Regions from separate parts of the Homo sapiens genome. Here region 2 is linked to region 1. The links are chromatin loops, found by intact Hi-C in ENCODE. Cell type or tissue: heart left ventricle. All regions are shown on one strand. Links, peaks and the distances in the headings refer to the core of each region. The heading gives the core; the rest is flanking DNA. Region 1 holds the start of LOC124904466 (a long non-coding RNA gene). Region 2 has its middle 150 kb from the start of TSEN15.

Region 1 (5,383 bases), core at 155-5,154:
GAAAATATATTTACTATTCATTGAGTAGAAGTGGATCATCATAAAGGTCTTCATCCTTGTCATCTTCTAACTGAGTAGGCTGAGGAAGAGAAGGAAAGGAGGGGTTGGTCTTGCTGTCTGAGGGGTGGTCGAGGCAGAAGAAAATATATATATAAATAAATCTGCACAGTTCAAATCCATGTGGTTCAAGGGTCAACTGTGTATGCATCTATGTAGATGAGATAATCATCAAAGTCTAGTTTTAAAATGAAAAATTACATCATTCTTTTAGAAAACTCCTGGAACCTTGAGGAACACTGCTTTAGGCATACCCTGGTCTAGAATGCCACCTGTCTATACAGTTCTCCCTCAGTATCTGAAGTGGATCAGCTCCAGGACCCCCACAGATGCCAAATTCCACAGATGCTCAAGTCCCTTACATAAAATGGCATAGTATTTGCATATAACCTACACATATCTTCTTGTATACTTCAAATAATCTCTAGATTACTTATAATCCCTAATAGAATGTAAATGCTATGCAAATAGTTGTTATACTGCATTATTTTTAGTTGTACCTTTTTCTATTGTTGTATTGCTATTTAAATGTTTTCAAATATTTTCCAATTTTCCAAGATTGGCTGAATCTGCACATGTGGAAACAGCACAGGCAAAGGCTGACAGTATGCAGCTTTATTTCTCTTTCTGTCATGCCCATGCATTCAGTCAAAAATTAAAATTATTTCTCTTTACCTCTCCACTTGCATATTCAACCATTATACATAGTTGTTCATCTATTTTAGAACAACCAGCCACATTTATTGCATGCCTATCATACCTACATCTTGATTTCACAAGAACACTGCAAAATAGTATTATTAATATTAATATGTTATGGTTTACATTTTAAAAATGAGAAATCTGGAGATCAGCGTGTTCAGGGGACTTGCCCAAGAACACGCTCATGTCAAAGGCTGGGCTTTGACTCAATTCTGTCTGATCTTAGATCCCATAATTGTGCCCTTTGCTATAGCCCCAAGGTACTGAAAGGTGCATCGCACATAGTGGGTGCTCAATAAACATTTTTTGAATGAATATGAGAACAATGAACTGTTTCCATTCCATCAGTCTGCCTGTACTCCCAGCCTGTTGGCACTGTTTCCTCTCTAGGCATGCAAAGCCTAGGGGAGTACAAACTAAGGTTTGACTCACCCTGGTATCCCACAGCATGCCTGGCCACATAGTAGGTTCTCAAATACTCATTAATTTGAATTGACTTGAACTCCTCCCAAGACCCCGCTTGGAAACTTTTTTGAAGGTTAATTTAGAATGAGAAAAGAGAACTTGAGGAAGAGAGTGTGCTAGTGATGATACAAGCCCCCAGCTAGCCTTGGTAACTGGAATGGGAAGCATTGGCCACCTCCTCCTGAGACTGGGCTCCAAGCCCTGCTTGGTAATGCAGGCAAAAGCATGTGATTCAGACAGCAGCAAAGCCACAGAACGGCACGCCAAGTTCAAAGTCATTGAAGCAAGTAGTGTAAGTGACAAAATTTAAAAGACAGAGACCTCTGTAGAAGAAGCCAGGGTACCCAGAATTGACAGCATTGAAAGCTGGGCTTAGGTGGAAATGACAAGAATCTCTGCCCTACCCCTAGCAGGAGGTCCTCGGTGAGTAGCTTATAAAATGCCCTTCTAAGTCCCTAAAGGAGCCCACTGCTGGATCAGCCAAGGCTGGGAAGGTCCTCGTGATCATGATTGAGGTTCTCACAGTCTTCCTGCCAAGGCTGCTCTTCGGGGCAGACAAAATGTACCGGGAGCTCCGCGGGTCATTTGTGTTTACATTTTTTCCCTCTTTACTGCTCTTGATGTTCACTCTTCCAAAATTATCAAGCTCTCACTCTAGCCTAGTTCAACAGAAACATTTCTCTACTTCCAGACTGTTTAGAGCTTCCTCTCCAGCCAGCAAAAGGCCCAGCCCATTACTGGTGCACAGGGGCACTGACCAGCAGCAGCTTGGCTTGTCCTGTTTGACGGGGCTTGGCCTCATTGCCCTTCTGAAGGAGGCCCAAATGCCCATGTCTATTCCATCCCCAGATGCCAGCGAAATTGCAAGGTGTTTTCAGTGACAGGGCACCTTGCAAAAGTGGGAGCATCTTTGCATACATCACCTGAAATGGGGTCAAGGAAGAAAAGATTCATGCAAGACCCATCAGGGACAGACACTGGTACCCAGTGGATATCAGCTCATAGCAATTCTGTGTGCACTTTGCAGATCAGGAAACTGAGGTTCTCCTGAGACACAGAGTTGAAAATCAGGGGGTCAGTTCCCCAAGGTCCCAGCTTCCTCATCCTTTACACTCAAATACATTGCAAGGGCATCTCTCTCACTGACCCCACCTCTCAGAAGGGAATTTGTTCTCTCCTTTTTCCTCCTCCCTCAACCACTGATTCAGGAAGAAACTAATAAACTCATGATTTGTAAAGTTTTGTTCCTCAGCTCTTCTCAGATACGCTTCAGTTGAAAACACAGTGTTCATTCATTCCAGATTTCCCAAGACACTTCCAATTTCATGCAATGTTATAATTGTAATAAATTCATTTACTTCAATTTGTGACGAAGTATAATTTCATTTCATATCATTTTAAGGTATTGCATGTACACAAATTCAGAAACTGGAAAGAATATGTTTTGTTAAATGCCATGCCCTGATTTTTGAATTGGAAAATATAAAATGTGTTCCATCTCTGCTGTGCATGCACATAGCATAACATGATCACAGGAAATTCTTCACCTTAGTTCTTCTTTGGTCTGGCTTTTTTTTTTTTTTTTTTTTGAGAGGAGGTTCTCTGTTCCAGGCATAGGGAGAACTGTTGTATATCCCTCATTGCAGGCACAGCCCCGGAATCTTCCAGCCCTTTCGCCAAACAGATTCTTCACCATGTGGTCTCAGTTTCCCTGCCCGAAAAAGTCAAGATATGTTTCTCAATCTTGTAGCAACAGCTGCTCCCACCCCAAGGATTCCCCTACTCAAACCCGAGTGAAGAATGAAGCTGGTTTCTGTTTTAGGAACCAAACAAAGTCCTGCCCCTCCTCAGGGGCCCCCCTTTGGACTGGCTCCCTTCCCTCTGTTTGGATAGCCCACTCTTTCCAAACCACTGAGTCATTTCCTCTCCGGGACTTTCTCATTAAAATCTTCCTGTTTGCTATAGTTCTGGAGCCCCTCTCTGAGTTACCGTTTCCTTCCTCATCCCCACTGAGCTGATTAATTAATAGCCCAGCACCGCCCTGCAATCTCTCCCACTGCGGCGTTCCTTCCCACTCTCATGTCGGCTGGAATCTCTACACTTCGTACACATTTGTACAAAGCCTCGGAGTTCCTAAAGCTGTGAGGGGAATGGAGGATACCACTCCTCTCCGGCAAGGTATTGCTTGAAAGATAAATTGGGAAGATGAGTGCCTAGAAACGGGCAGCAGAGAAAAAAAACCTACCAACAGCTTGTCCCAGAGCCGCCAGGCACAGCAAGTGCAGCAGTTGGGATACAGGCTCTAATTAATGCGCTAGGAGCTGCTCGACCCTGAGCAGCCCCTTCCTCTCCCAGAAGACAGCTGCGGTCTCCTCGAAGCCCCGGTTTGGAGGGTTGTGTGCACATCTGAGACCTGCTGACCCTGACAACAGGCAACAGATTGCAGCACCAAGGCAGAACTCCATGGGACAGAAAGACAGAAGACACCGGGGCTCTTTCGTTCAGTGACGGCGTGAAGAGGACTGTCACAGTCAACATGGCACCTTCATTCTTCTATTGGGCTTTTTTTTTTTTTTGGCGGGGTCGGGGAGGCAGTTCTCTGTTCCCGGCACACAGAGAACTGTTGTATCTTTCTCATTGCAGGCACAGCTCCAGAATATTCCAGCCCCTTCTCTAAATAGATTCTTGATCAAATGAAACATCCTGGGCTGAACTGAGGGCAGTGCCATTTTTGCCCAGTGGGTATTTGGTAAATGTTCATGGAAGCAAGTCAAACTGAAGTTCAAAAAGTACATGATTTGCATTCGTTGAAGTACAAAAAAAGGTACATAACAATAGAGATGGACTGCAAACTCATCCACTGACTCAACACCTTCCATTATCTATTCATGTTATCCCATTGCTTCTCATTGTGAAAAGCCCCCGGGAGATAGTTTGGGGGTGACGGGTCATTGGCTGTCCCTTAAATCCCATCATGTTGGCAATCCCCTTCCCCAGTAACGTATGAGGTTCACATGATCTCAGAGCTGCACGTATGGCTCTACAGTAATCCCCATAGCAGCACATTCCACTTGGAAAAGTTGCTTTCAAAGTGTACTTATAATTGCTAATCATCACTGTAGTCTGGCAGCTTCCATGGAAGCGTGACTGGCATGTTCTGGGGCTGGCCCCTTGCCCTCTGATTCACAGGACACCTGTCTCAGTCCTCCCCAAACCCCATCCTGCTTCCTCTGCTCTCCACCTCATTCCCACCTCTGCACAAGCCTGGATCCTGTGGCACAAGTGATCCTTCCTTCTCCTCCTAGATTTCCAAATCTCTCCATTCCCTGGGACTTACTGCAAATTGCTAAACTCTTCTCCATTTCCAAATAACTTGTTCCTCCTCGTGCTTCCCAGGGTCCTCCTTTTCATTTCCTCCCAGGGGGTACCACTCATAGCATATCCTGGTAGTGATCCAGGGGTTTTCATTCACAAAGAATACAACCTGAATGGCGACGGCTCTCCTTGTGAAAAGATGGGCACACCTGCCCCCTCCACAACAACCTGTGTCTCTCCTTCCCTCCATTACCAACTTCTTACAAGAGCAGCCTGTAGTTCCTCACCCCTCCCTGGGTAAAAGTCTTCATGCATTTCCCACTGTGAGGTCAGAGGCCTAGTGTTAATTAACCCTCATCCTGCCTACCTGTCTGCAGCGTTTGGGACCTGATCATTCCTGTTTCTGGGAACACTCTCCTCCTCTGGCTTTCCTGCTTCTTCTGTTCCCTCATGGCTCCTCCTCAGTCTCTGACCAGCTCTCCTTCCAGTCTTCTCTCTGAAATCTTGATGTTGCTAAAAGCTGTTTCCTCAGCCACCTTCTTGTTTTTCACATGCTCTTCCCTGGGCAACGTCATTTACTCCCTTGGCTTTGATTAAACTTACACACTTAAACTGATAACCTTTCTGCTTACTAAATTAAAAACCTCTTATAATTACAAAGCAGCCCATGTATAGATAAACAAAAATAAGAAAATAAAAATACACTATTCCCACCATCCAGAGCATACCACTGTTAATATCCTATTGTACATCCTTCCAAAATTTTTAGGCATGCATATATATGCAGACATATCTTTTTTTTACAAACTGAGAAAAATACCGTTTTATGAATTGTTACATACTG
Region 2 (5,383 bases), core at 293-5,292, 53 kb after region 1:
GTACACTGCTAGGAAACTAAAAACACCAGAAAAGATAGAAGATGGTCTGATAGAATCTGTTAAAGAAGAGAATGGGCATGGTACAGTGCTTTGTGCAAATAGGAAATGTGGATCTAATGTAGAGTCACAAAATGACAGTGGGAGAGTGTGAGTTCACAGTAATTCTCAAATGACTCTTCAGGGCAGAGAAAGGCAGCTATTCTCAGAATGAGAGGCTGTTTCTAGGGGCCCAAGTGTTTGGGTCAATTGGATAATTCACTGGAGTTAAAACCTTAGCTGCAATAAAACACCCCTCAAGGACAGCTGACATCCTGTGCTCTGATTTCATACTTAACAAGCCCCTTCTGTGCACTAGTTTGGTTTCTTACATATTTTTTATTACAAAAATATTCCCTTGGTAGTGGACATGGGCATTCCAGTCAATAGAAAGAAACTTTCTTATTATAAATTAATAATATGTTGACATGCTTTGAATGTTTCTTTTAAATTTAGTTAATTAGAAAATTAACTAAATTTGAAACCAGTTTCTTTTAAATTTAGTTAATTAGAAAAATTCTCCTGCACACAGATGAATAGATTTTTTATTTGAGTTTTTTGATTACTTTAGTTTTTTAAAAATTACACAAATACTTAATACTGTATTAGTCCATTCTCACATTGCCATAAAGAAATACCTGAGATTGGGTAATTTATAAAGAAAGAAAGTTTGATTGGCTTATGTTTCTGCAGACTGTACAGGAATCACGATTCTGGCATCTGCTCAGCTTCTGGGGAGGCCTCAGGAAACTTACAATCATGGCAAAAGGTGAAGTCAGAGCAGATAATGTCTTACATGGCAGGAGCAGGAGCAAGAGAGAGGGAGGTGCTACAGACTTTTAAACAACCAGATCTCATGAGAACTCACTATTGCAAGAATAGCACCAAGTGGATGATGCCAAATCATTCAAGAAGGTTCCGCCCCCATGATTCAATCCCTCCCACCAGGCCCCACCTCCAACATTGGGGATTACAATTTGACATGAGATTTGGGTGGGGACACAGATCCAAACTATATCACATATATACTTTCTTATTGTAAGAGATCCAAACAATTAAAGTATACTTGAAAAGCCCTTTCAACATCAAGCCCCGTCCTCTCAGCCTCTGAGATAATCAGTTATAAGTTCAATATGCAGCCTTCAGTCCCTTTTCTATACACTTATTTATAGAGATGTGTGTATATTTATAAATGTCCCTTTTAATTTTATACAAAATTGATCGTACTATACATTTTCCTTTTTCATATAATTCCATCCCATGAAGATCCTTCCACATTAATTTTTCTACATTCTACAAGAAACAAGAAAGCTCTGCCTTCTTGTTTCTTATGGCTGCATCTTTTAAAAAAATAGGATGTATTATTCATGATTCTTCAGAGACACAGGAAAGATAGGATATATATATATATAGAGAGAGAGAGAGAGAGAGAGAGAGAGATTTACTATAAGGAAATGACTTAGCAGTTATGGAGACTGGCAAGTCCCAAGAGCCGCAGAGTGAGTTGCAAGCTAGAAACTCAATGGTAGGAGAGCCAGTGGGTGCAGTTCCAGTGTGAAGGACAGCAGACTTGGAACCAGGAAGAGCCAATGTTTCCATTTGAGTTTGAAGGCAGGAAGAGAGCTTATGTCCCAGTTTGAAGGCTATCATGCAGAAAAAAATTCTCTCTTACTCAGGAAAGGGTCAGACGCTTTGCTCTATTCAGACCTTCAACTAATTGAATGAGGCCCACTGACATTATGGAAAACAATTGGTTTTACTCATTCTACCTGTGTAATTTTAATCTCATCAAGTAATAGCCTCACAGAAACACTCAGAATAATATTTGACGAAATATCTGGACACCCTTTGACCTATTCATGTTGATACATAAAATCAACCCTCACACAAGGTTATGTAATTATTCCACTTTTAATGAATAGCTTTTTTATTTCTTTTCTTTTTTCTTTCTTTTTATTTTCTTTTCTATTAGGAACACTACTGCAATAAAAAATATTTGGACACACGTTTTGGGTACGTGTGTCTATTTCTGTAGAATATATTCCTACAGCTGGAATTGCTGGGTGTAATAGGTAGTGTAATGCCCCTCCCCCAAAATGTTTACATCATAATCCCTGGGACCTGTGGGTATGGTAGGTTGCATGGCAAAGGGAAATTAACATTGCAGATGGGATGGAGTCTCCTATTCAGCTGACCTTACAATAGGGAAACTATCCTGAATTATCCAAGTGGGCCCAGTGTAATCATAAACATCCTTAAAGGTAGAAAAGGGAATGAAAAGACAGAACCAGGAAGATGGAAGAGTGCAAAGGAGTAGGCCTGGTGTTGCTGGCTTTGAAGATGGAAGAAGGGGCCATGAGCCAAAAAATGTGTGCAGCCTGTAGATGCTGGAAAGGACAAGGAAACAGGTTCTCCCCTAGAGACTCCAGAAAGGAACATAACCCTGCCAACACCTTGATTTTAGCTCAAGGAGACTCATTTCATTCTTCTGAACTACAGAACTATAAGACAATATACTTGTATTGTTTTAAACCACTAAATTGGTAATCATTTGTTATAGCAGTCACAGAAACTAACATACTGGGAATTGGAGAATGCATATTTTAAAAACATGATGAGTAATGAAAATGGCTATGGCTTTCACACACACATGAGAAGGTTTTTCAGTTTACAGTTCTATCACCAGTGTAAAAAAAAAAAAAAAAAAAAAAGGTCATTTTCCCTTATCTTCACCAGCTCTGGATTTTATCAATCTTTCTTAGTAAATTAATGGGTGAAAAATTATTATTACTTTGTTGCTGAAGTTGGGGATCATTTTAGTGTTTACTTCCCTATTTACAAATTGGATGTTTATCTTTCCTTATTTTTATGCAAGTTTGGTGATCTTTGTTATTGACTTACAGATGCTCTTTAGATAGTATGGCTCTCAGTCCTTTGCCTGATATATATGTTGCAAATATTTTCTTTCAACCAATCACATCTCTATTAACTCCAATTATGGATCTTTTGTTACACAGACAAACTTCATAACTAGAGTTTTGTGTCTTGGTTAGGAAGAGAAAGCTAATGTCTTAACTAGAAATGCTGCAGATGCCAGCCTGAGCTGAGTCATAAATAGCTTGAGTGACCTTGGGTAAGCCCAACACTCCTTTGATCATTAGTTTTCTTATCAAAATGATTAGCTTCCTTATCAAATTTATTCATGCAAAAATTATTTACTTTGAATCCACTTTATGCCATGTCTAGATGTTATAGAGACAAATGAACACAATATTCAAGGAATATACAGTCTAATGGGAGATATGGACAATTAAACAGCCATAACAATAACCATGAGAATGGAATATGCTGTGATGGAGGTTTGCGCAGAATCCCATGAAACCCCATGGAACCCCACATCCAGACCATGAGGTTTTATAGGAGTTGTCCAGGTGAGATAGGGGAATAAGAAGGGCCCATTGGTCAGAGGGAGTTACAGGAACAGAGACTTGGGGGCAAGAGAGAGGAACTACAACAAGTTCATCCAATAGGGGTGATGATGTTGGTGTGTTATGAATCTGGAAAGGTAGGCGGGGACTATTGCAGTGCCTTTCATTCTGTTTGGCCTTTTTCCTGAGGACATTAGGATGCCTTTAAAGTTTGAAGCATGGGAGTGAGATGTGGACTAGCCTTTAGTAAAGATCACTTTGGCATTTCTGTGAAGAGGATAAAAGAGGGCACAGTCAGAGGCAGGGAGGCCAGCAAGGAGGCTGTTGTACTGGCCTGGGAAGGAGATGGCCAACACAAATGAAGCAGTGGGGAGGAGACAGACACGTTGGATAGCTTTGGGAGATTTGTGCCCGTGTTTCCCATCACTCATATTTGTTGTGAATCAAAAACAATATGTAGCATTGTTCCACGTGGAAGTTTTTTGTAAACTAAAAAAATTCCACTTCTTAGTGGAATTGTAAGCACTGTGACAGGTGAGTGGAGATAGTTCTGAATACAGAAGACTTTCCAGGAAGAAGAAATGGTCACTATATTTAAAGTAGAAAATCATTGTGTATTCAAATTGTACTTACTTTGTCTTTCATATTTTGGTTTTCTTTATATGGCTGTGAATGTATAACCTAAGCATCAGCTCATCTGCCCTCCCCTTTCCTCCTCCCAACCTCTTATTCTTTTTGATTACATTCCCATGATATATGTTAGCAAAGACCAGGGCTTATTTTAGTCTTTCCTGAGAGTTCTAACTGCCACTCTGCAATTGGCCACCAGCTATCTCCCAGCCATTCACTACCCTCACTGCACTTGAGGACAAGTGTCTGCTGCCTCAGCCAAGGAGCCAGTGAAGATGTGAATGGGGAGAAAGAAAACTCTCCAATATTTCTCCATCCCTTTATTCTTCATATCAGCACTTATCAAGCTGATATGGGGACTTCATACTTTACTGAAGCACTAAATTAGACAAACGAAATTACAATAAAGAAGAGAAAATTATTCAAACAATAGACTCACTGTAATTTTCACCTTGCTCTAAGGGACAAGTGCTTCTTCCCCCCACTCCACACTCATCCTCAGCTCTGCTTCTATTTTCTGTTCCCAAGTGAGTGGCTGAACAGTACTGGAGAGAAAACATGCCCTTTGTCAGGAGCAAACCTTTTCTCATCACAGTATTGTTTCCTCAGCTCTCTGTTTCACTTAGAAATGGAAAAAATATTGAATGCCATTTCCCAGACCCACTGCTGGCTAATAGCTTCAACTGCTAATGTTTTATGAAATCTGTCCCAGTTGATGTGGTGCATTAAGCAGAACCCACTGCGTTGACTTTGCTCCTCTCCTCCTCTCTCCCGGTTATTTGGCCTGTGCTGATATGTGAAGAAGCTCTGCAGGTCCAAAGCTCTGCCTGTGCACAGCAACGGCAATGGGAAATGACTGCCATCTGCATGCTGCCATTTTCCTTTTGGTGCTGACATGGATTCTTTGGCAGATCTTCCAAAGAAAGCTGAGTGTGTTGACACTGTGAGTTTGGTTATCACCCACTTTCCTAGGACAAAGGCTCAAGGCAACCCCCAGTAACATTTGGTTGATATTAATTTCATCTATTTGTATTCCTCGTGGTTAAAGACAGTAACAGCATTGGTGATGTGGCATCAAGATGCACAGTCCTACGAATGGGGCATCTGGCCTAAAATGGCAACAGGTAATTGGAGAGGACAGAACTGGAAATCAATTCAGAAAGCTTTAATAATAATAATCTTAATACATTTACAGGTGCTCTCTTATTTGATCCTTAAATGAGGTAGGTATTGTTTTTATCCCTGTTTTAAAGATAAGAACACTGAAGTTCAATGACCAGAAACTTGCC

Evidence for each region. Peaks named below come from ENCODE experiments on the same cell type or tissue, not always from the same donor. Only the 100,000 strongest peaks of a DNase experiment are listed, where the experiment ranks them.
Region 2: a loop joins it to region 1, with 1.8 times the contacts of the local background. A loop is called at or near these places in 8 of 110 quality-filtered maps.

The regions. Positions count from the first base shown.
Region 1 is chr1:184,149,572-184,154,954 of GRCh38, forward strand. It overlaps LOC124904466 (a long non-coding RNA gene), which reads right to left and starts at 4,145. Exons shown (of 2, transcript XR_007066765.1): 1 at 3,470-4,145; 2 at 783-2,935. In heart left ventricle, for the core only: no CTCF peak of the experiment used is centred there; a DNase peak (open chromatin) is centred at 3,101; H3K4me3 peaks cover 1,394 bases; H3K27ac peaks cover 2,132 bases.
Region 2 is chr1:184,202,114-184,207,496 of GRCh38, forward strand. No RefSeq gene overlaps it. Among named protein-coding and RNA genes, the nearest start is that of TSEN15, 150 kb to the left of the region's middle. In heart left ventricle, for the core only: no CTCF peak of the experiment used is centred there; no DNase peak of the experiment used is centred there.